2 separate regions of the Mus musculus genome follow, and region 2 is linked to region 1. The links are chromatin loops, found by intact Hi-C in ENCODE. Cell type or tissue: left cerebral cortex. All regions are shown on one strand. Links, peaks and the distances in the headings refer to the core of each region. The heading gives the core; the rest is flanking DNA. Region 1 holds the start of Snph (syntaphilin). Region 2 holds the start of Fkbp1a (FK506 binding protein 1a).

What was found. Hi-C counts contacts between places; a loop is a spot of excess contacts. Peaks named below come from ENCODE experiments on the same cell type or tissue, not always from the same donor. Only the 100,000 strongest peaks of a DNase experiment are listed, where the experiment ranks them.
Region 2: a loop joins it to region 1, with 5 times the contacts of the local background. A loop is called at or near these places in 1 of 42 quality-filtered maps.

What each region holds. Positions count from the first base shown.
Region 1 is chr2:151,628,882-151,638,667 of GRCm38, reverse strand. Snph (syntaphilin) reads left to right here and starts at 6,075. Exons shown (of 6, transcript NM_198214.3): 1 at 6,075-6,212; 2 at 6,414-6,520. Gm46786 (a long non-coding RNA gene) reads right to left here and starts at 3,789. Exons shown (of 3, transcript XR_001783621.2): 1 at 3,483-3,789; 2 at 2,807-3,116; 3 at 2,038-2,207. In left cerebral cortex, for the core only: a CTCF peak has its summit at 6,429; DNase peaks (open chromatin) are centred at 6,030, 6,359 and 7,028; H3K4me3 peaks cover 1,807 bases; H3K27ac peaks cover 1,692 bases.
Region 2 is chr2:151,537,700-151,547,485 of GRCm38, reverse strand. It overlaps Fkbp1a (FK506 binding protein 1a), which reads right to left and starts at 5,003. Exons shown (of 5, transcript NM_008019.3): 1 at 4,742-5,003; 2 at 4,621-4,668. The coding sequence starts at 4,778. It overlaps Gm14167 (predicted gene 14167), which reads left to right and starts at 5,015. Exons shown (of 3, transcript NR_166213.1): 1 at 5,015-5,233; 2 at 5,882-6,063; 3 at 6,601-6,760. In left cerebral cortex, for the core only: a CTCF peak has its summit at 4,971; DNase peaks (open chromatin) are centred at 3,761 and 4,968; H3K4me3 peaks cover 2,181 bases; H3K27ac peaks cover 1,893 bases.

The sequences.
Region 1 (9,786 bases), core at 4,897-7,396:
CCAAAAATGATACAAGGGTTACAAATAAACACAGGTCATTAGGAAAGGCAAATGAGGGCTACAGAAAGGCACCTTGGTATACATTTTTTGTGTAAGAGGTAAAACTATTGCTGGGAATATTAAAAAATGAACTTGCCAACTCTCACTGGGGCCAGGACACACTCCCTCGTTCCTGCCATCGCCAACAACTCTCTAGAGTGTGCGCCAGGTGACCTCAGTCTCTCAGCCCACCAATTCGCCAGCCCTGCTAGGCCACATGGCTCCCACCAGGCCATCTCTCAGACAGGGCCTCTGAGTTCCTCTCACTTTCTTTTCTTCTTTCTTTTTTTCTTTTCTTTTCTTTTTTTTTTTTTTATATAGTGTCGGGAACCATCTCTTCAATAAAAGTATGTGTTTTTCAGTTGTGAATAAAAAAAACACGACAAATTTCCAGAAAGCAGGCTATTATCATGTGTTACTAATTAGTTTTTTAAATATTTTTTATTAGGTATTTTCTTCATTTACATTTCCAATGCTATCCCAAAAGTCCCCCAGACCCTCCCCACCTCCCCACTCACTCCCAATTCTTGGCCCTGGCATTCCCCTGTACTGAGGCATATAAAGTTTGCAAGACCAATGGGCCTCTCTTTCCAATGATGGCCGACAAGGCCATCTTCTGATACATATGCAGCTAAAGACACGAGCTCTGGGGGTTACTGGTTAGTTCATATTGTTGTTCAACCTATAGGGTTGCAGATCCCTTTAGCTCCTTGGGTACTTTCTCTAGCTCCTCCATTGGGGGCCCTGTGATCCATCCAATAGCTGACTGTGAGCATCCACTTCTGTGTTTGCTAGGCCCTGGCCTAGTCTCACAAGAGACAGCTATATCTGGGTCCTTTCAGCAAAATCTTGCTAGTGTATGCAATGGTGTCAATGTTTGGAGGCTGATTATGGGATGGATCCCCGGGTATGGCTGTCTCTAGACTTTCATGCAACACCCCACGCACTCCTGGTTAGCCATCTCAACACCCAATTACCTGGTAGAATCAAGACTCTTTTTTTTTTTTAATTGGGTATTTATTTCAATTACATTTCCAATGCTATCCCAAAAGTCCCCCACACGCTCCCCCACCCACTCCCCTACCCACCCACTCCCACTTCTTGGCCCTGGCATTCCCCTGTACTGAGGCATATAAAGTTTGCACGACCAATGGGCCTCTCTTTCCACTGATGGCCAACTAGGCCATCTTCTGAGAATCAAGACTCTTAATACTTAATTAGCCAATCAGATTTATGTATCAATAATAACACAATTTACAAGATGCCAATATAATAATTTCAGAGCCAAATGATAACGATAAAGCTTTAACCCAATTATTCTAACCTTTTTGGTAACACCACATCAGCCTCCATTCTGGTTCCCCCTCTCTTCCTCAGTCCTTTCTCCCTGTCTCCAACTCCTCGCTCTGCCTCCCTTCTCCTGTCCAATCACAAGCCTCCCACTGCCCTAATGTGATTGGACAGGGAAAATCCTGCAACATAAACCATGCTGGGAAGTTTGGTAAGGTATAACAGGTCGAGACTCAGTGGGTACAACAGCTCAGGCTAAAGGTATCTACTGAAAAAAAAAGCAGTATTTATCAAATGTGTGTATGTATACATATGCACACATTATGTTATATATATGATATATAAATGATATATATGATACACACACACATACATGGAGTGTTACATATGTGTACAGGGCCTAGGTCTTTCCCATGCATGTCCTCTGGTTGGTGGTTTAGTCTGAATGAGCCCCTAAGGGCCAAGGCTAGTTGATTCTATGGGTTTTCTTGTAGTGTCCTTGATCTCTCTGGCTCCTTCAATCCTTCCTCCCCCGTCTTCCACAATATTCCTCGAGCTCCACCTAATGTTTGGCTGTGGGTCTCTGCAACTATTTCCATTGAATGCAAAGTGAAGCCTCTCAGTTGCTATCTTCCTATCTGCAAGTGTCTTACTTAGGGTTTTACTGATGTGAACAGACACCACGACCAAGACAACTCTTATAAGGACAACATTTAATTGGGGCTGGCTTACAGGCTCAGAGGTTCATTCCATTATCATCAAGGTGGGAGTGTGGCAGCATCCAGGCCGCCATAGTGCAGGAGGAGCTGAGAGTTCTATATCTTCATCTGAAGGCTGCTAGCAGAATACTGACTTCCTGTGCCTTTTGTCTTTATTCCCTTTTTTTAAAAAAAATATTTATTTATTTACATCCCAAATGTGCCCCCCCCCAGTCCTCCCCTCCCAGAGTTCTTTACCCCATTGCCCCTCCCCATCACCTCTGAAACGGTGACCCATCCCCAGACACCCCCCTTCTCTGGGGCATCAAGTATTACAGGATTAGGTGTATTGTCTCCCACTGGGGCCAGACAAGGCAGGCAGTCCTCTGCTACATATGTGCCTGGGGCCTTGGATCAGCCCCAAGCAAGGCTTTCAATGATGCTCTTAGCTTCCCTTTCTTTCAGAATGTCCTTGTTTTACTTTCACTCTTGAGAAATGTTACAATCTGGTTGACAACTCTTTTACCCATTTATTAAGTTTGTTCTGCTTTCTTTTACCCTCTATTGTTTATGACGAGAAATCCCAATTATGCAAAACATTCCTATAGAATTAATATATCTTTTCCTCTTCCCTTTTAAGATTGTTTTCTTGGTTTGGTGCTTATTAGTGCAGAAAAGTATTGCATATATCATGGTCATTATTAAGGATTCATCAGAAAGCTACAGCTGAGAGCTGTGTTGCTCTATTCTGCCCTGCTGCCAGCTTCCCACACATGTACCTGGAGCTAAGGGTGGGACCATCAAGGGGCAAAAGCCAGCAGGTGTTCGCCTCCTTCAGGACCACACCTACTCCGATGGAGTAACTCCTCTTCCACCTGCCATTTCCTGCTGTTCCAACAGCCACTGCAGCGTTGCCTGAGAACGGAACTGTGAGAAAATGGAGAAGGATCTGAAAAGAAAAATGATTCCCCCACACATACTGAGCATCAGATGCCTCCTCTCCTGGATCTCGAGGCAGAGCGGAAAGGGTTGTTTGGAAGATTTCTCGTGCTGGTTCCCAGTTTCAGAGTTTGCTGGCTGAAGCCCAGGCTGGAAGAGATCCAAGGGGAAAAAAACCAAAAAGCTAAGTTCTGCCATCCCAGTGACTTAAACCTTGACGGCCTTCTTTAGTTAGCCCTGTTTATGGTTTCCCTTAAGAATGCTCACATAGCTCCCACGTGTATGTATTTTGTTCAAATTTTCTTGCTGCATTCAGTGAGAGCAAGGTGCTTGCCCAGAACTGGAATAAAAACTGGTTTTGAAACTGAAAAAAAAAAAATCTAAATGTAATGTTTCCTAATTAGTGCAAAATAAAATTACTGATTTCTTTGGAATAATTTTATCTTGTTTTATGTTTGTGACCCTCATTTGTTGCAATTTCCCTTATTCCTAAACACTGATTCTCTTCTCAATCACCTGCTTTCTGAGGCTCAGGAGAATTCTTTACTGACTGACACCATTCCAGATGGGAGTAGTGTGGGTGGAAGAGCTCTCTTGCTTTGGGGACATTGTTAGTGGAGACTTCTGGGAAATGTAGTCTTTTAAATAACCAGGGGAAAAAAAAAACCAGGAAGACGATATGGAGATAGATCACAGTCTTAGAAATTCTCTCCCCATAAACATGCAGTGATTACATGGTATTGTTTAAGTAAGAAGACGTTACTTGTTTAATTAAGGCAGATAAAGCATGCCATCACTAGTTCTCTGGTGTAGTATTAGGGGGTTTTTGTTGTTATTGTTTGTCCTGTCTTTTTTTTTTTTTTAATCTCCCATGACCTTTTCAATTCCAGTGTACTGTTCTTGCTACCACTGCTCTTTTTATATTTCTGCATAGTGTATATAATATAATGATGGCCTTTAGGCAAGAGAATTAAATTTAACTGGAGATTTAATAGAGAGAAGGTGTAACAAATGCCCCCCCCCATAGCCATTTACTACTTTAAAAAATAGAAAAGAAAGAAAGAAACCCTGGTAGATTTAATAAAAATGCACTATAGAAAAAGATTTGACTTATAAGAAATAGAAAAAATTAAAATAATGCTTTTTTGGGTAGGTATTATGAATATTTACAAAGCTACTTTTGAAATAGCAGGCCAATAGTGCAGAGACTTAATGTAAATTAATGAAGTTGCTTTGCTAATTCTGTTGGAAAACTCAGCATGGGTAGAGAGTAGAGGCACCAAGTTCAGTCCAGGCCAGCATTTATTGATCATCTTCCATGTGCTAGCTTCAGTCCTAGGCACTAAAGATATAGCAAGAGGAAAATGTTCTTTCCCTCACAATGTGTACATTCTAAGGGAGGTGATGTAGATTATCACAGGTAGTAACTAACTGTCTTTTTTCAGTTACAGATAATTAAAACAGCAAAACTCAGACATAAATGCATGAGGGAGGGCATTGCTGGGGAGGTGGCTCAGCCACTCCAGTGCCTTCCAGTGAGCATGGGAATCTAAACAGCCAGGTAAAGAAGCCAGGCAGGGCCACACTAGTGTAGTGAATCAGGGAGTGAGCTCCAGCCAGGCTCATTGAGAGACCTTGTCTCAAAAACGAAAGTGGTGAGTGGTTTTAAAAAGGACCTCTGGTGTACATACATATACCCACCCATCCACACAACCTCTGGTGTGCACACACACCCACACACATACAAGCTCCGGGGTACACACCTACACCCACACAAACACACGTTTATGTGTACATACAGCAAGAACAAGCGACTGAAGGAAGAGGAGGTCGGTGCGCTCTGTAGGTTGACTGGAAAAGGTCTATTACTTTTCTCAGGACCTTGACCAAATCTCTGACAGAAGGAAACTTTAAAAGGGAAGGACTATTTTGGCTGTAGTTTGAGGGAAATATAGTTTATCATGTCAGAGGAGACATGGCAGAAAGCTTATGGTCGCGTTGTGTCCTCAGTCAGGAAGCAAAGCGATGAATGTTCCTACGCAATGAGTTTTCTCTTTTCACCCTATCCAGTCCGGGCCCTAGCTCACGTCCAAAGTGGGCCTTTCTTCTTTCCTTAGGGAAATCTCTTTGCAAACACCCTCACAGACATATTCAAACATATGTTTCCGAGTCGACTGTAAATTCAGTCAAGTTGACAATGGCAGATGACCTCCCTGAGATAGCAGTGTCTGAGCAGAGACTTTGAGGAGTCCAAGGAGCAAACTGGACGTCTCGGTTGTTCCAAACCCATGAACTAGCAAATAAAAGCTGGGGGTAGAGGCCCAGCAAGGAAGAATTTAAGAGCAAAAGAGCAAAATGAGTGGCGGGCAAAGTCATGTGAGAGGACACCAGCGAGTTGAGCTAGAATAAGAGCAAGACAGCAAGGTGAAAACTTCCCAGAAGGTAGTGAGCAAAGGCCCAGCTGACCAGAAAGGGCTGCTTCAAGAAGGGAGCCCCTTCCTACTGCACCCAGTGGGGCAGGCAAGAAACCAGGCCAGCAAGTTAACTTATGGCGGCCAGAAATGGGAGCGCTAGAAATCCAGCTTCCTGGACTTTGTGGTCCCTTGAGCCCTTTGATGTCAGGTAAAAGGCAGGAGACAAACCCACAATAAGGATTAATTCGCTTTTTATTGCCCAACTTTCCAGCTTACTGTTTTAATACTGCAAAGGATAACATTTCTTAAATACCTTCGGGATTTTAAGATTTTTTTTTTTTTTTTAAGGCAAGAGCTGTTCGCATTAAATAACTCCTGACATTCACAAATTGGTTTAGGGGGTCAAAAATGTTTCTAAAGGCGTCCAGATAATACTACTACTTAATGTGTGCCAAGGGGTGAGATACTGAGGCCCAGAAGCTGAAGGGATAGATACCCTTTGAAGTCCTTCCCATCCCCCACCTCTGAGCAACAGCTAGTTGGAGGTAATAAAGGACCCCATGCATGCTTGTTGATGTCTTGGCTCCAGGGCTCTCAGAGCGAAACCAACTATCTCTTTAAGAAGGAAAGTGAAGACGGGAGGCTTACGCAGCTGCCGGCGAGCTGCCGACTGGCTCATCCCCCTCCATCCACCTCTCCTTCCCCGCCCTCCACCTCTCCCTCCCCGCAGCCCCAGCCCCAGCAAGCACCCGCTAGCCACCTTCAGCTGGGGCTCGGGAGAGCAATCCGGCTGCCCTCCTGGGGGCAGCCCAAACCATGGAAGCCTTCGCAGGTGATGACAAGGACCCCGGGGACCTCCGGGCCCACCGCCCAGCCTCACCCGCCGCACCCAGGAGTGCAACTGCGGGGGTGCGGGGCGCCGGCCAAGCACAGGAGCTGCCCTAGCCCGCGGCGGGCAGCGTGTCCTCCGAGCTTGCGGGCTGCGGCCACCGGCGCTCACCCGCCTCTGTCTCTCTCTTCCCCACCGCCGCAGGTTGCTGATCACCGCCAGGCGGCTGCTGCAGCGACTGCAGAGGCGCTGCGCCAAGCGGCGCGGGAGTCGTGCGAGCCGGCCGGACTGCGGAGGGCGAGTGGACCCAGGTGAGGAGGCCACGGCGGAGCGGGAGGGGGCCTCCGTGGCTCCGCGGCCGCCAGGGTCAGTTTGAGACCGCTTGCGGTGGCGCGATCCCGCAGAGGTACCAGGCGAGGAGGGGATTAACGTGACTCATCCCTAGCCTCCCTCCATTCCCCCACATCCTCGTAAGCACCCCTCTCCCTAGCGTGAAATTTACTAATTAATTAGAGGATGCTGTTTTCAGTAGGGAAGACGCCCAAGGTCTTTGACATCTAGTAGATGGGTTTTAGGGAACTAACCCCTCGCCCTTCTTGTTTGTTTTTCTCTTCTGGCATTCTGCAAACATGTGAGCTTCTCTTTGGAACCGCACAGCACACCCACCACAAGGTCAAGTGCCTGTGACTGCCTTCCTATCTTGCCCACTGATAAACATCAGAGCCTTACAGTAGATCTGGCAGAATTTCCCATGATCCCTAGAGTGAGAAATTTGCCTCAGTCTCCCTGGAGCTTCCAGGGTATCTGTTGTTTTCTCTTTCCACTCCCTAGCAGGGAGCCAGACGGCTTGCAACACCTGCCAGCCTCTAAACTCCCCACATTCCCTTGCTTCAACGCTGCAGGGGTGGCGAGGCTGGTCACATGCTGCTTGTTGCCTTGGCCTTCTCTGCCCACCTGGGGGTACTTGGGTGGGCTGGAGGAGTTTCCCAGAAAATGCTGGTCTCTGCAAGTCAAGGGGTGTAAGGAAGTGAGATAGGCTGAGGTTCTGGGCCTTAACTTGCTGGTTGGCTCCAAGTAGCCATCTTACTATTTTCTGGGGTGTGGGTGTCTGTTTGCTTGTCTGTTCAGTGCAGAGGCTGGGCTAGATGATCCGTACAATTTTAATATATCACTTGAGTGTGGCTTCAATAACTCTGGAGACTTGTCCATTAAAACCATTTAAGGTTCGGACCTTGAAATAATTGAGGTCCCCTTGGCCATTCTCTTTTGACTCTGGACTTCCTGAGTGGAATGTTGACCTTCTGGGTCTCACAACACTGGAAGCATCAGAGGATTCTATGGTAATATCCCTGCCCTGACAAGTTACTTACCTTCCCTCATTTGTGAACCTGGGAGATGGTACCGGCCTCAGAGTTCTAAGGGTGAGATGAGATTCATATGAAAGCTCTTGAGATAACGGCTTGACACACACAGTAGGTTTTCAAGGATTCAGAATTTGAAGGCAAATTAGGAGAGAGAGGAGTTCATGTTTGCCCCACCAGACTCTTCCAGAGCAACCAGAAGATGAGAACATTTCCGTCGCAAGAGCTAAGACAGTTCTAGCAAATGACAGTTGCCTGCAGTCATGTATAATCCAGCCATGAGCTTGGAAGACCCTGTCATCCATAGGTGGCATCCCATGGGAACAGAAGCACATGAGTCTTGAGTGCTGGCAGAGAGCAGGAGCCAGGATCACAGATCTCAATCTTTGCCTTCCCTGCACAATCTCTTCTGAGACCGAAGCAAGAGAGTCAAGTTCTGGGGCCCACATTTCCTATTCTCTGTTTCCTTCCTTCTTGTCATTTTCAGCCGACTGACCAGCCATCCTGTCTAGCTCTAGTTTATTCCAGCAACATAAAGGAGGCTCCCAACAGCGTGGGGTGGAGTTTTTGCCGCAGCACCAGTTAGGTCAAAAGAGTGGGATGCCCCCTCCCATCCCTTCTGTCCTAAATCCCTGCTGGACTGTGAGCTCCCTCTGGCAGAGGCCCAGTCTTTGCTTCTCTGTCTCCAGCCTCTGGCCCATGACAAGGCATAAAGTAGGTGCTTAATAAGTGTTGAGTTAAATACATTTGAGAAAATGATACCTCCAAACAAGCTATGTTGGGAAAACAAAAAACAAAAAACAAAAAACAAAAAACCTGTGGTGAGTTGGCTTTCAAAGGTCAGATGGTGCACCGGTGTGGGTTGCCATTATATGGAGATTAATAATATTCAGATTAGTATATATTGAGATTACTAGTAATTATTCATGCAATATACTCGTGATTAGAGAGAATTGGGAAGAGTGATTCCAACCATCACTGTGTGAGGGAGGGAAGCTGCACAGGAGAGCTAACCAGGCTAATACAGAAAGCAGTAGAAGGTTAGAAGACCAAGGTCCCAGACTCCGTCCAAGTGCCACCTCACTGTGTGACCTTGGACTTGATTTTTTTTAGCAATTGTTCATCTCCATCTGTATACTGAGAAGAGTGGACTAGACGATCCCTGAGCTCCTGGTTCTGAAATTCCATTAAGAGGACTTTAAAAAAAAAAGGATGACTATCTATTATTCCTAATATCAGTTATGGAATGCCAGAGCGCTGTAGGGGATCCTTATTGTCTCTGCTAGAAAGGGAAGAAACAGGAGCTTGGAGAGATACAGGACATGCCTAGGGATGCCCAGGAAGAAGTGGTGGTCTATGTGGCTCGGAAGCCTTGTCTCTTTCACATATCCTGCCACCTCCCACCTACCCCCTGCTATAGCATGTGTGTGGCATGCGTGTGTGGCATGCGTGTGTGTGTGTGCCCTTGCACACAGGCATGGAGTTCAGAGCCAGGAAAGCTGTGAAGGATCGATCATGAGGGCAGATCAGGCATCTCCCCAGGATGACTGCTGCAAAGGACGTGCTGGGCTGAACTGAGAGGAGTGTGTGAGTCAGGGCTGCAGAGCATTTGCCGTGAGCTCTGTGTAGCTGACGGATGGAGGGTTCCCCTTTCTCAAGGAGAACGGCTGGGTCTGAGTGACAGCCATGACAAATGTGCCTTCTAGGTGCTCCCTGTGCAATAGCCCAACATGGTTTCAATTATTTACTGCTCAGACCATCCTAATGTGTAGGCTCCATACATCATTTTACCCGTTTTGCAGTGAGGATGCCAGGCAGAGAGGCTGAGAGTGTTGCCCAGCACTGGACAACTAAAATAATATAGAACCTGGCAAGTATGGAGCTGAGGACACATCGGCTTGGGAGTCAAGGAACTGTTTTTAGTTTGAGCCCTCCCTTAGACTGGGTCACCTTGGGTAAGCCAGTCTCCCTCTGAGAGACAGTGTCCCCACCGCTCAAACAGACTGAATGTGCTGTTTGGCTCTGAGTCTAAATGTGACCCTATTCCAGCACAGGGTAGAGGGATTCTCGGTCCTTTTGAACAGGGCTCAGTGTTTGTTATCATTCATTAGCTAGGCTCTGGGCCAAGTGCATGGTTATGGGAAAGAGCTAGAGCCAATCCTGCGTTTCAGGAAGCCCAGTATGCAGGTATGAAAAGATGTCTAGGAGGGATACTG
Region 2 (9,786 bases), core at 3,728-6,227, 90 kb after region 1:
ACAAAAGAGTTTCTTCTGCCCTTACCTGTGGAAGACAACAGACTTTGTGTAATTAATTTGAGAACTCACAATGCCATAGGAAGGCAACCCTTCCACAGCAGGATCCACTTCATGGTGCCAACATCTTACCAAGCTAAGGAAATCTGGCAACAGAAATCAACCCCTAATGTGTTCACACAGCCAAGGTAGCACAGTGCAGCTGGACTACTCTCACCCAGGGGAGCTTCGTTGTGCACATACCGGGGTATGGCTGTAGATGGGCACTTGTTCCACTCCACCTCTTTTGCATACCAATTTCTCCAACAGGAGCTTGGGGCAACCACTTCAATCTTTTGTGTCTAAAAAAGGGTTTCACCATGTGAAACCTGGAACTTGTTAGGTAGCCCAGGGTGCCCTCAAGTTCATCATGATCGAGCTGCTGCTATGAGTGCTGGGATTAAAGGGCACGGGGTACCACACCTAGCTTCCAAATGCTTCAATCTTAAGCATCCAAGTCTGACGACCACTCTCAACAGTTTTGGTGCCAAGATCACAGTTCAACCTTGTTTCTAACTCTAGACCCCACAATGGACACGAGCTCCATTGCCTGGTATGTGGAGCATAAGATTTAAGCACAGCTGGAGCAGTGCCATAGCTGCCCGTGCCTCTACTCACAAGGTGCTACTTCTCCCAAACGCCCACCCTTTGAGGAGCACGCCTGGCATCATTTATTTCTTGCTGATGTCCTAGGTTGGAACACCCTCACACTGGGGATACAGCTAGGTACTATGTATCTATCCCCCAGAGGGAGAAGGTTAAAATTCAAGTCAGCTCAAGACATGTTCCTCAGACTCAGAGGAAGGCAGCATACCAAGTTCCCTTAGCCCCACTGCCCAAAACCACTCTTTCACACAATCCACTCCAGCTCCTGGGCCTTGCATAAGAACTTTCCCTCGAGATGGCCTTGAAGCCCACTACCAAACTTGCTGTGCATGCTGCTGGAGGTGGGTGACACTTATCAGGACTTTTCCAACGGTCTCCATTAAAAGTAAACTCCTCCTTCCCCATCCCTCTCTGCTTTACTCTCTCTATTGTGCCTCTCACTATCTGACATGTCGCACTGTCAAGCTGGTCCCCCTCTTGAGCTAAACCCTACTAGATCAGGTCTTCCTCTAGTCAGTTTACTAGCCACTTGTGCCTGGTTTGTTGCTGTACAAAGGAGAAAACAAACAAAAACCCCAAACAACAACAACAACAACAACAACAACAAAACATTGTCACAACTACCCATACAGCTCAGCCTATTTTGTGACAGACACTACACACTAGAAAAAATACCACCTGAGGCATTTCTTAAATATGAGCTTCCCTCCAGACATCAGGTCACCAACTAAGGAACAGCAGAGAAGAGGGACGAAAACTAAAGAAAAATTCAAAGTCATGGGCCAGCCCTGGCCTGGGAGCTTTGACTGCCCTAGGCAGACTGGAGATGATGCCAAGGGACTCTTAGCTTCTCCATCAGACACCAAGAGGCTATGTAAGACTTAAGCACAATCCCAAGGACAAGATGTCTAGCTATATTTTAAGAGGAAAAAAAAAAAAAAAAAGAATTCCTTCAGTCCACTTGAGACTGCTCTGACAGTGGCAAGCATGTGGCCTGCTGTGGCCTTGTGAAAAGGGATATGCACTAGGATAAGCGGCACAGCAACCAGGAGGCAGCCTTTGAGGATTTATTGTATGGTTTACTGACCTATCTCCTCCCTCAGGCCTCAGGCAAGGCTTGTCACACCCCTCAGAAAATCACTAGATATTCTCAGTGGCACTCAGAGGTCTTCTTCAAGCCTGCACTTACGCTGGGTTCTGGCAGAGGTCACAGAAAACTCCAGAGAAAGGCTTAGCAGTGGCACAAAGTCAGTCATTATTGGCATCTAAAACACCCTTGAAGTTGAGGCTTGGAGATGGAGCTCAGAGTTGAAACGTTTGGCTAGTACCTGTAAGGTCCTGGGGTTCATCCCTGGCATGCAGGGTGCGGGGCTGAGGGGCTGGTCACCTTACTTCCTTTGCTGTTTCTCTGGACCCAGTCTAAATAGCAGAAATGGACACTTGGCTAAAACTCACATGACCAAGAATTATTAACCCAACTCAAGCCTCAGTCATTCATATCCTTCCTCTGTCACTCAGGCAAACAACCTGAGCCAGACATTCAAAGGGAACAGAAACACTGAGCACGGACATGAAGCCTTCCCCCACCCACCAGCCAGAAGCATAGATCTCAGCATAGAAAAATGAGGCAAGCAGAGAGAAAGCCAGAGATAAGAGATAGGAGCTCTCTCCTCCCTTCCTGGGACTCCACTGGCTCCCCATCTTTGAAGACCCTCTTCCTCTAGTCTCTGGCACAATGTTCTCCTCTCATCACAATCGCTCTGAGATAAGTCTATTCCCAGCAACTCAAAAGCCTTAATGCTGCGGACATGATCTCATAGCTAATCTACCCCCTTCTCTCACGCCCCCACAGGTCTCAAACAGGTTCTTCCTGGGAGGCTGGTGGCAAAGACTGGGGAACAAAGCCACCCGCCCTCACAACAGCCTATTCTGTGATCGTGAGGCACAGCTGGCTTCTCACTAAGGCGTCTTTGTGGAGTTTATCAAAATGAAATAAAAAAGAAAGCTTTTGTTCTACTGTGTGCCAGGGTCCTGCTGTCATTCTGGGAACGTGTGGGTGGGCACTGCCTGCATGGAGAACAGACTTGAAGAGGCATTAGGAGTTCTGGGTCCCATAGTCATCTGGTTTGGGAGGGGGGGTGATTTTTTTATTTTTTATTTTTTTAAGGAAAAGGCTCCAGACACTTTATAGGAACAGTTCACCACGAAGCATAGTAAACTGTTTCTGCCTACACGCCGGTACCTGGCTTTCAGCAGCAGTGAAGCATAGGCAGGCAAGGATGATGGGCAGCCTGGGACGTACACAGATATAACCAGGCACTGTGGTAGGGCTGCCACAAACCAAGCTAAAGAGGGCTGTAGGAAGGCAGGGAACTGCCCACGTGCCCACATTCTCAACCTGTGGGTTGCAACTCCATCGGGGGTCCAAAGACCCTTTCACAAGGGTTGCCTAAGACCACTGAAAACAGATATTTACACTATGATCCATAACAATAGCAAAATTAGTTAGTTATGAACCAGCAACGAAAATAATCTCACAGTGGGGGGGGGGTCACAAATGAGGAACTCTATTAAAACTGCCTTAAACACATGTTTGTTTTTTAAAAAGCAACAGCATCCTTTTTCAACTTGCTTTCAGAGGTGACTAAACGGATGACTGTTCCTCTATTAGCCCTCCCAAACTAAGGTGCTGATTGGTCTTACCACAACAGCTACTGCGATTTGGTCCATGAGAAGAGTCTGTTCTTGCCAAGATGTATTTCAATATTCCTTCCATTGGCAGCTTTTTAAAGGTCCTAGTCCTTAACTTCTGCCATCTCCTGCCCGCTTCTCTACTCAAGAAGTCATAGAAGTAAGGGGGCACAGAGAGGAGGATGTGAGCGGGCTGTCTTGTCTTCCCTTCCCTGTAAGTCATTTCCCTCAAGATCGGGATCCTCCCCTGATTAGGGAGAGAAAGGCAACTTGAGCCAGAACAGCTTGGCCAGATCAGGCAGGAAAAAAAAAAAAAGGTGGGGGTGGTGACAGTGGAGGGGAGCAGGGAGAAGCAGACGAAACAGAGGAAGGATGGGGAGGGGGACAAAGGAAAGGGTGGGAAAGGGAAGGAGGGGGAGGGAAGCCGATTCATATCAGCTGTGGCTACACCACTCTGCCTAGCTATGAAGGCACAGTCAGCTCCCCCTCCCCCTCCCCAACCCAGGAAGACCTTGTAAGGGCATGGAGTAAAAAATGGTCCCAGGGCCAGCAGTCTTGATGCTTCAATTCTGGCTGAGTATGCGCGTCTTTAAAATCTCCTTTGACTTAGTTACTGTGCACTGCATTCACGACCCCCCAGTTTCCTTTATCTTTAAAAATGGGGGTGAGAAAGTCTCTACTCCCAGAAAGGGGAAAGGAAAATGTTATGGTATACATCCTTTGGTCTGGAAATCACTGCCATGGAGGCTGAGATTTGCAAGTGGGTCAAAGAGAAATAGACATTGCATTATCTATTTCTGAGAGGGCACGTGAAGCCACAATAATGACTTCGCAAGTGGGTCGTTTCCCACCCGCCCCAGAAAGGTGAATTCAAGGGTTTCCCTGGGAAAGGGTGGCTGGGCAGACTAGGAATTTTCTCCCCTTCTATCTACTGAAGGAAGAATCCCGACGCACGAAGAAGGCATCAAGCCATCGGGGTTCAGAAACGGTTCAAATCTTCCCGAAGGGTCCCTGGCCGGGAGCGTGTGACCTCCGCCAGGCGATGAGTTCGCCCCAGCCTCAGTTTCTACGGTTGGACAGTAGGCTCCCTGCGGCATCCGGGGCCGCACACCGTTCAGGGCGGACGAGACTGCGCCAACCCCATGTCCCGTTCGGCGCGGCGGGCCCAGCCTGTCCCTCGGGGCATGGCCACCGCCCAGGCCTCGGCCGCCGGCCACGCGGCCACCACGCCCCGACTCCCCAGCCGCCGCCCCTCCCGCCCGGCCCCACCCGGCCGGTCCGACTCACCCGTGTAGTGCACCACGCAGGTCTGGCCGCGCTTTGGGAAGGTGCGCCCTGAGGAGAGACAAGACTGCAGGTGAGTGGCTGCGAGCGGCGGCCGGGAAACGGGCGGCGGGTGTCTACTCACCGTCTCCAGGAGAGATGGTCTCCACCTGCACTCCCATGGCGGCGGCGGCGGCGGCGGCGTTGGCGGAGGAGGAGGAAAAGGACGCGGGTGGCGGCGCGACGGGCGGCGTGGAGCCGGAGCGGACCTGGCGGCGGTTCAGAGGTTCGGCTTCGTCCCTCTCGTGGCTCCTGCGCACGCGCACCGCACCGCACGGCACGCCCCGCCCTATTTGCGCGAGGCGCTCACATCCCTGAAGCGGGGCAGCTAGGCGGAGGGACCGGAAGTCCGGAGGCCACAGACCCCCGGATGCAGCTGCGGCGGAAGGCGCGTCCTGTTGGCTACTCCCGGTTTTCCTCTGCGTTTCTCCGCCTCGGAGACGCCGCAGTAATAACGGGCCCACCAGCTACTGACGAGCTCACTCAGAGATGCTTTACTTGCGCACACCTAACTAATTGCCCTGTAAGGACGATAGCTGTGAGTAGGCCTTGTACCTGTGGAACCAAGGAAACGTCTGTAAGTGGCCCTAGGTTCCGAGCTCCTTCTTGGAAGAGTCAGTATTAACACTAGCCTGCGTGAAAGCCCACTCTTCCACGAATACGTATATATTAAATATATGGAAATAGAGAGGGGAGTGGTGGCGCACGACTTTAATCCCAGCCCTGGTGTAGTCTACAGAGCGAGTTCCAGAGCAGCAAGGGAAGATAACCCCTGTCTCAAACAAACAAAAAGAAAAAAGTCATATATGTATGTATGGGGCTCTTGTGAGTTTTGCTTGAATACCTTCAGTACTTTAAAGAATAAAAACTTAATGGGCTGGAAAGATGGCTCGGGTGTTAAAAGCACTGGCTGCTCTTCCTGAGTTCAATTCCCACACCCACACGGCAGTTCACAACTATCTGTTACCTCCAGTTCCAGGGAATCATATACTCGGTGTACAGATGGATACATAGACAGAACACTCATTCACATAAAATAAAACTGCCAGGGTTGCTGGTGCAGACCTGTAACCCCAGTGCTGAGGATAGGAACACAGTCAGTCTAGCCTATTCAGTGAGCTCCAGGCCAGTGAGAAACCTTGTATTAAAAGAGGTAGACAGAGACCATAGAGACCACGTTCCCAAAGACCACGTGTCCAGCTGAACCAATCTGCCTCCATCTTAGGCTGAATTCAGAAATTCAGAAGCTGGATCCTGCCCTCTGGCCCTCTGGGACTGAGGAATTGTACCTTAGGGGTGCACACCTTGGAGAAAGCACACACCTCCAGTTTGTTGGACAGCAGGATCAAAAACCAACCCACCAACACCTTAAAAACATATGTATTTATTTTATGGAGGCATCCTCTGGTAAGTCATAGAAACTTTTAATGTTTTTTTTTTTGGTGACATCTGGTTTCTGGTTCTGTCAGATCCCAATCTAGGGACTATAAACTGCTCCAGAGGCGATCTACACCACAACAGCTCCACAAACAAAACCAAAAAGTCCTGGACTTGCTGAAAGTTGATATAAATCAGTCTAGTCGATGTGATACTTCCTGTCTCTTCATCTGGGTCAGCAAACCAGCTTCGGATGAATACCTCACTACCCTAGCCCACCCTGGCCTTTGGGTAATACCCCAGCCTTACTGGGCTCTAACAGTGGCATCCTAATTTTTGCAGGAAGTAGGTTTAGAGGAGAATACATCTCTTGTTCTCAACAAAGGGTCGGAATATTAGGTCTAATGGAACTAACTCCCTGGCAAAGGAGACAAAATAAGTACTTAAAGAACTTATTGGCATACCAAGATTATGTGGCCTTAAAATATTGGTTTTATCTATGCTAACCAAACAGGTATAATTTATGATTTCATCATTTGATATGCTCCAAATTTTGTTTTCACCCAGATAAAGAATGCTAAGACCTTACCAAAGATTTCACAGGGACACAGAAGACAAGCAGGGAATGAAGATCCAGCCTGCAACCATCTTAGGCTTAAAAGCCATCTTATCATAAAGACAAAGGAGGTCCATTCCTATTTATGATTAAACTTCTGTTTTTCAAGGATTGGGCTATGACTCACCTGTAATCTTAACTACAAATAGTTCAGTACTGCCTGTTCCAGGAATGGCAGTCATGTCTTTGTTTCAAAGAATTGTTTATAACCATCTTGTTTCAAAAGATTATATGACCACCTTGTTATGACTATGACTACCTTGTTACTCCCATCTTGCAACCATGTCTTTGTTTCAAGAGATCATGAGGGCTGACTTGTTTGCTCTGGTCCTATAACTCCACATATTTTGCCCATCAAATCCCCCATCTGGAAATTCCCTACCCCTGAGCTATGAAAGCCTTATTTTTCCTCACATCCAATCTCAAACTCTGCCTTGGGGAGAGGCAGCCTTTATAAACAAACAAAAAAGCCTGCTTTAATTCTCCTCCCATCTTTTGGATTAACACAACCTCCACACATAGGCATACACACAAATTTGCACGTACATATGTACTCACACAATAAATATAAAAGAGTTTCAACTATATTTCACAGTATCTAAATCTAGATGATCCTTCATTTCATTCTGAGAAAGCTCTCCTTTTGCTAGTTTGAATTGGACTTTCTGCTACTTACAGCTAATAGATTCTTGGCTTATATAATATCCCAACTCATAGATCTTGACCTTGAAGGCCACCCTTGCTGGTCTTTCAGCTGCTTGAAGGTATAGGTAATGACTACAGGGAACTGCTGTAACATGCCCCAGAATCATCTGTTAGAACCCCCAGAATCCTGTGCTAGTGTGACGTGTGGCCAGACAATCTGTAGTTCTAAACATTCAAAAGCAATACTCAAATCAGTTGGTTTTGGGTGTCTAAATATTGTGGTCAGAGCCAGGTGGTGGTGTACACCTTTAATCCCAGGACTCCAGAGGCAGAAGCAGGCCCGTGCCAGTCTAGTCTACAGAGCAAGTTCCAGGAGAGCCAGGGCTGCACAGAGAAAGCCTGCCTCAAAACAAAACAAAAAAAGAAGAAGGAAGAGAGAAGATTTATTTGGGCTTGCAGCACCAGAGAATTTCTATCTCCATGGCAAAAAAAGGAGCATGTAGCAGACAGAGGCTGTTTACTTACAATGGACCAGGAAACAGGGAATGAAGCAGGGACCAGGGGCTGTATGTAATCTTTATAGGCCCACTTCTAGTGAACTATCAGTTAGCTGTAAGCTATGGAATCTTTCAGCTCCATATCTTCCACAATATTGCCCCCAGCTGTGGAATAAGCATATAAAGTAGGAACATTTCACACTCAAGTTCACCAAACCACGGCAATCCTGTTGGCCTGGGAACCACATTTGGAAAACACACAAGTATAGAGGAATTGCCAACACCTGAAATGAGGACGCTTGAAATTTTAGTGATCTGAGGTTGATTCAGAGGAGAGGACAGAGGCTAAGTGAAAATGATGCATGCTAGTAAGTTCTATGAGTTCCACAGGAAAGGTAATTTCCACTTGCAGCTCCCAAAGGGAAAGCATCGAACTTCTATAACTGACATTCTCAGATAACTTCTAAAAATGTCTGCCATGTTTTCCCTTTTCTGTTGTCCCCAGGCAGAACTCAGAGGTCTTACTAAGTCCTGTGTGATCTAGCTCTATTTGGCAAAACAGAAAAGACTTACCTCCCTGTCCTGGTTTGCATTCTATTGCTGTGAAAAAATACTGTGACCAAAAGCAACTTGGAGAGGAAAGAGTTTATTTCATCTTAACAGTCCACGTGTCAAAGGCATGACACAGTGACAGTTGGCTACTACTGAAGGAAGTGTCAGAGCAGGGACTCTAGGCAAAAACCTGGAAGCCAAGGCCATGGAGAAACGCTGCTTACTGGCTTTCTCTCCATGGATTGTTCAGCTTGCTTTGTTACACAACCCGGTACCACCTACCTGGGGATGGCACTGCCTATATTGGGCTGATCCCTCCCACGTTTTCTCAGTTGTAGTTTCTTCTTCCCAAGTAATGCTAGCTGTGTTGAATAGAGAAAAAACAACCATCACATTTCCCCATGCATGCTCTTGATTCTCTAATTCTGTACACCTATGAGAGTCAAGTGTTGGAGTCTCCTGGGCTTATACTAACAGAGAATGTTCTGATCTGCTATTCCCCTTGGCTCTTTAAATATCAGAAAATTTTGGTTCTGTGTAGCTCTGAGTTATATTTCTCAAGGGCTTATAGGGCTGAAGAAAAAGCTTTACTACCCAAGAGCTCGGAGACTATACTGGAAATTGTGATTACTGTGGTCACAAATGGGGGACTCATGGTCCCAAGTTACAAAGCACTGTGACCAAGAAACAAGATAAGAAACTCAACTGCCTGGAAGGTCACTGAGGTCTTCAAGCTCCAGCAAGAAGAGAGGCAGCTGGGCAAGAAGTGCAACAAGGGCTGGAGAAGTATCTCAGTGATAGAATGCTTAGCTAAATGTGCAACACTCCCCCACCTCCCCCATCCCCGCCAAAACATTGCAAATCAGCATTTGGGGTTTTAGAGGTTTTGTATATGCAAATCATAAAATCTTAATCCAGATTCCAGATTTAGGGTAAAAGGAATCAATTCTAGAAGGGCCTGTTACTCTTGTTCTTTGCCAGGTTTCTTGTAGACAAGTCTACCCACTATGTAGCCAAGAATGACCTTGAAATTATAATCCTCCTGCCTCCATCTTCCAAGCACTGGGATTACAGGAATTTCTGTAATGGTGCTGGGGATAGAATCCAGAGCCTCATGCATACTAGGCAAGCAATCTACTAACAACTCTACCCCCAGCCCAAGGCTGTGTTATTCTTAACAGTTTCTTAGAAGGCAGTGTTATATTGAAAACACATTTTGCTTGCTCATGATTCCATTTGTCCTTTAGCCATCTTCTCAGTGAACACAGGGAGTCTGTGAGAGACATAAAACTCAAGAGTCCCTTCATGAAAATAGGGCATTCTCTCCCTGAGAGTCCAGTGTCTGTGGAAAGGTTGGATCCTTGAAGTTTCCGTGTGTACAGGTCACAGATCATTTCTACTTCCTGGAGGAGGTTTTGTACAGAAGACCCAAGACTGACTTCT